Regions from separate parts of the Homo sapiens genome. Here region 1 is linked to region 2. A link is a contact called in ENCODE Hi-C or POLR2A ChIA-PET data. All regions are on one chromosome and are shown on one strand. The core of a region is the stretch at or near the end of the contact, and the rest is flanking DNA. Distances in the headings are between cores, read along the strand shown. Region 1 holds the start of ATP6AP2 (ATPase H+ transporting accessory protein 2). Region 2 has its middle 160 kb from the start of LINC03099.

Region 1 (2,700 bases), core at 56-2,555, 160 kb after region 2:
GGGGTCACTGTTTTTAACTCGCTCTCATTTTTTCATCCTCAGGAAACTCCAAGAAGAAAATGGGACTGGAAACTGAAGAAACAGTAAGGCATTCCCCCCCTCCCCCCCGCCAATAAGTCTGTCTTACATTTGTGCAGTAAATCATGCTCAAACGCCTTCAATGGCTTAGTGTAGGTCTCTTATGTACAATTTAAAATCCTCAATAAATGTGCCTAACTGAAAGTTTTAGCTCTGTGCCTCCTCTCTCATATAATCTCTTATTTGATTACTGATGCTTAACCTGACGGGGCTTTCTCCCCACCTTAACTACAGTTTTCACTGGAACAATCTCCCCATCTCCTATCCTTGGATATGAAATCATTTCCACCTTTCAAGGTCATCAGCTGGGGCGTCATTTTCTACCTACAGACGCTATAGTGTGTCCCTTCTTGCCTCACATCATAGGCAAAAGACTATGAACTGCGGGAGGGGAGGAGCCTGGTCTAATTACTATGTCTAGCCTTCATACATCCTCATAGAACACCTTGCCCAGATTGGAAACTGAGTGAATGGACAAATTAAGTAATTAATTAACTTTCTGTCCCATGACTCCTTGTAGATTGGAAAGTCTTTGGAGGTAGAGTTGCCAGACTTAGCGAATCAAAATATAGGATACCCAGTTATATTTGAATTTCAGATAACCAGTAATACTTCTTTTAATACAAGTATGTCCCATAAATTAATTGCGACATAATAACAAATAATCGTTGTTTACATGAAATTCAAATTTAACTGGGCGCCCTGTATTTTATCTGGCACCACTATGTGGAAGGCAGGGGTTCCCCGTTGCGCCTGGCTTCTTCCCAGTAGGTGCTCGGCGTCTGTATACTTGTTAGAGCGAAACCCCAACCAGCCCCGCCTTTCACAGCTGGCGTCCGTAGCCGGGCGGAGGCACACGACCAGGAAAGACAGACACCCTGGTTGGAGACCGTCGCTCGAGACTGGCAGAAAGATCTGCACTCGGGAGGCACCCTCACCCCGTGGGCTCCGGGACCCCTCGACTAGCTCCATCACCCATTCCGACTACCCGCCCTACGCTCCACCTCTTGACCCGTCATCACCGACCGGGGGGCGGGACTGCCCGACTTTTCAATCGCTGCCTACCATTGGTAGAACTCTCCATCCGTTACTTTAAGTCCCGCCTATCAGGCTGTCGCTTCCCAGGTTACGTCCCTTCCGTAGGCCGCGGCGTAACTGGTGATTGGTGGAGAAAGCGGCAGCTGTCCCAGCGGAAGCGACGAAGGGACGGGACCCGGGAGCCTGGACGAGTCCGAGCGCGTCACCTCCTCACGCTGCGGCTGTCGCCCGTGTCCCGCCGGCCCGTTCCGTGTCGCCCCGCAGTGCTGCGGCCGCCGCGGCACCATGGCTGTGTTTGTCGTGCTCCTGGCGTTGGTGGCGGGTGAGGAGCCGGGGGCCGGCAGGACGTGCCTGGGGAGGTCCTGCGCCGCGGGGCTTGGGGGTCGGGGGCGGCCGCGGGCGAGTAGCTGCGAGGCAGGTGCCGCAGTGCGGTCCGTCAGCGGCGGCCTCGCCTCAGCCGCGTCCCCGTCAGCATCTTCTCTGGATCGGCCGTGGCGGCGCGGCCTCACGGGCCGCCGGGGCCGGGGCTGGGCTGCGTAGGGGGCCCCTGAGCCTGCCTCCACCCTCCACTTTGAGGGCGGCGCGTCCGGCCGGCTTCTTGCGCCTGAAAAGGCCCTTCAGAGTACGGAGATGCATTTCTCAGTGAACTGGGATTGAGTCGCAGCCCGCTGCGAAGAAGAGAAGGCAGACTTTTTAGCTGCCACTGGCTGCCACGATGTTTTTGCATTTGTATGGTGCCTTCATTTCTAGTGGTTGTCATCAGTAATTGCTGAAATCCCTGCCCCTCCCTTCCCTTATGTATATTTCCGGATGCAAAAGTTGAGATGGAGTCATTATTTTTATATGACTTATATTTCTTAAGGCGAATACAAAGCACCTCTCAATAGTTTGTCAGAGTTCCAAATTTTAAGGATTTGGAAACAGGATGTGAGTCGCATTTTTAGGGTCACATGTCAATAAATGGTAGCTTTCTGAGTAGAACCTAGATTCCTAAGCATTCAGCAAGAGGTGAAGAAATCAGCTAATACGTGGCCTCTTACTGCATATCATGTGGTAATGTATTTCATTTGACAGCAGTCCTTAGAGGGCATCATCTTTGTTTTGCAGGGTGATCAACCTAAATAAATTACCCAACACTAAACAGGTTGGGTGCTGGATTTGATTTCAGATGAGGTGGTGCCAGCGCATCGGCCTTTTCCATTATATATGTTGTGTTGCACAAGTAACGCTATTACTGTGTGAGAATGTGGGAGTGATGGGGACTGAGACTGGAGGCACAGACAGTAGTGAACAAGAGGCCAAGTTGAGAACGGCTTGGAGGAATGGGTGCTCTGATCTCAGTGTGTCAGTTTAAAACCTATGGGAGGCCGGGCGCGGTGGTTCACGCCTGTAATCCCGGCACTTTGGGAGGCCGAAGCAGGCAGATCACCTGAGGTCAGGAGTTTGAGACCAGCCTGGCCAACAAGGCAAAACGCCATCTCTACTGCAAATATAAAAATTAGCCGGGTGTGTTGGGGCACACCTGTAATCCCAGCTACTCAGGAGGCTGAGGTACGAGAATCGCTTGAGCCCGGGAGGCGGAGG
Region 2 (2,700 bases), core at 179-2,678:
TCACATGTCATAGTCTATGGGTTGAAGCAGTTATGAGCCCACTCAGATTCAAGGGCAGGGGAGATAGAACCTAGTTTGTTGATGGGAGTAGTATCAAAGAATTTAGGGGCCATGTTTTAAAATGGCCATAGGTACCAAGTTCCTCATACCAGTGAGAAATGGGTACTCAAAAAACTCTGGGTGCCTTGAAAATTGCGGAAATGTATGAGCAGTAGAAATTTTGATATTCAATACTGTGAACCTCACTCGTTTTGATGAATTTAGAGGATGGCCAGTTTAATAAAAGATAGGGTTAACTAAAAGCTTTTCTTTGAGTGTTTTCAATTAATTAATTACCTATTGTTTTATTTTTAGAGATAGGGTCTCACTCTGTTGCCTAGGCTAGAGTGCAGTGGTGCAATCATAGCTCACTGTAACCTTGAACTCCTGGGCTCAAACAATCCTCCTGCCTCAGCCTTCTGAGTAGCTAGAACTTGAGGCATGTGCCACTATGCCTGGATAATTTATTTTATTCTTTGTAGAAACAGGGTCTCACTATGTTGCTCAGGCCGGTCTGGAACTCCTGGCCTCAGGCTTTCCTCCTGCCTCAACTTCCCAAAGCGCTGGGATTACAGTCATGAGCCACTGCCCCTAGCCCTGTTTTGAGTTTTATGTTCAGATGTTGTCATCAGCTGAGGAGTGTATCTTGCTGATGAGCTAAAGATTCATTTGTAATTAGTGGTCCTATTTGCATACTTTTAAAAACCTTCTTTCCACTGTGATCATATTTACCATAGTGGTTTGGTTAGAGAAGCCTTTTCTCATTGTAGAAATCAAGTAAGATGATGCAGGTGAAAATTACTTTGGATATTCTAATGAGTTCTGCAAATAGGGGAGATGATGACTCTAGTCAACTTCAGTTCTGGTCAAGTTTCCAACTGAAGTGATATGTCTTAATGGATTTTATTTTAATGTGTTAATGAAAAATGGGCCAAAGAGACGTGCATGCTGGAATTCAGAGTATTCTGAAGATGAAATTTCAGAGTTCAGCTCCTCAAACTCAAAATTCATCTCATCTGGCCTCAGAAGATTTCAGAAGGGTCACCAGGTTGCAAATATTCTTGCCTTATTTTTGTTAGAGAGAGGAAATAAGGGGCAAAGCTTTTGCCTCTGTCTTCCTAAGACTCAAGGGCAAAGGCTGTTCTAGAACCCCCAGATTCTGCCCTAGTCTTGCAGGAACTGGAGACAGAAAATTGACACAGGAAGGTGTGGGCCCTGAGAGCAGGATAAGATCAGGCATTGAGCCCTGGTATGCTTCTGTTGCTATTCCACAACCCACCTCAAAACTTAATGGCTTGAATGGCTTGAAACAATGAGTCATTGTTCCTTTCAATTCTGTGGGTTGACTGGGCAGTTCTTCTGCTCCACATGGTATTGGCTGGGGTCACTCATGCAGCTGCAGTCAGCTGGGAGCTTGACTGGGGCCAGAACATCCAACCGGCCTCCCTCACATGTCTGGCACCCTAGTAGCTGGGACTGAAATGGCTAAAGGCTGGCTGGGTCTCACTTTCTCTCCCTTCGTAGTCTCCATCCCCCAGGGCCTTTCTCCCTCCACATGGCCTCATGCTCCAGCACGGCAGCCAGACCTCTTTATATGGCAGTGGGCTGCCAAGAGAACAAAGGCACAAGCTGCCAGGCCTGTTAAGGCTGAGACCTGGAATTGGCACGAGGTCACTTCCATCGCATTCTATTCATCAGAGCAAGTCACAAGGCTGGTCCAGATTCAAGGGGAAGGGAAATAAGTCTCTACCTCTTGATGGGAGTTATGGGCGGCCATATTTGGGGACTTCCACACCAACCACAGCTTCTAGGCTTAGATAAAGGCATTGTGCCATCAGAAACCTCAGACCCAGCTGCTCCTTAACAGGTAACATCTCAGTTTGACCATTTGTTCATCCAACACCACCACAATAATAACCGTAGCTACTACTTATATAGCACATGCTATGTACCAGTTCCTGTTCTAAAGGCTTTACATTGATAAACTTATTTAACCTTCACAATAACCCTGTCCGCTATTATTATCCTCGTTTTACAGATAGGAAAACTGAGGCTCAGAGAGTTTAAATGACTTGCCGAAGGTCACACAGCTAGTTAAGTGGCAGAGCTGGAATTCAAATTCAGGCAGATGGTTCCAGAATCTGTGCTTTCACCCATTCTGCTATCTTACCTCTCATTCCTTGATGCTGTGTGTCAAGCTCCACTAGAGTTGCTTAGGATATTGAGATGCATAAGCCTATCTATGACAGAGACTGTTCCCCAGTATACTACATCCCCTTCTAACATAATACTCAAACCCTGATTTTCAGGTGGGCACATGGCCACTTAGAAGAAAGATTACATTTCCCAGCCTCCTTTGCAGGTAGGCATAGACATGTAATTAAGTTCAGGCTATTGGATTACAAGTGGAAGTGACAATGTGGCTGCTTCCAAGAACCTTCCTTAAGAGATGGCTGATATTTGACCATTGCCTCCTTTAGTTTTCATCTTTTGCTGCCTGGAATGTAGATGTGATGGCTGGAGCTCTAGCCACTATCATGAACCATGAGAACAAGGGCTTCACCTTCATCAATGTTGGGATCTGGAATGGTAGGCTGAAAGGAGCCTGGGTCTCTGAGATCTTCTTAGAACAACAGCCATTTCCATGCTGAACTGTTTATC

The links. Hi-C counts contacts between places; a loop is a spot of excess contacts on that map. ChIA-PET counts read pairs that join two places held with the same protein, here RNA polymerase II (POLR2A). Pooled maps may share reads with other maps.
Region 1: a pooled map shows a loop between it and region 2 (3-fold over the local background). The contact joins the promoter of ATP6AP2 here to the enhancer-like site in region 2. A Hi-C loop is called at or near these places in 1 of 50 pooled maps. POLR2A ChIA-PET finds 5 or more read pairs at or near these places in 2 of 52 experiments (OCI-LY7 and activated T-cell).

The regions. Positions count from the first base shown.
Region 1 is chrX:40,579,665-40,582,364 of GRCh38, forward strand. It overlaps ATP6AP2 (ATPase H+ transporting accessory protein 2), which reads left to right and starts at 1,306. Exons shown (of 9, transcript NM_005765.3): 1 at 1,306-1,438. The coding sequence starts at 1,402. RefSeq lists enhancers at 806-955, 1,006-1,215 and a silencer at 1,376-1,685.
Region 2 is chrX:40,419,648-40,422,347 of GRCh38, forward strand. No RefSeq gene overlaps it. Among named protein-coding and RNA genes, the nearest start is that of LINC03099, 160 kb to the left of the region's middle. Within about 2 kb of position 1,429, at least 3 of the 41 ENCODE cell types and tissues checked have a DNase peak (open chromatin) inside an H3K27ac peak, as active enhancers do.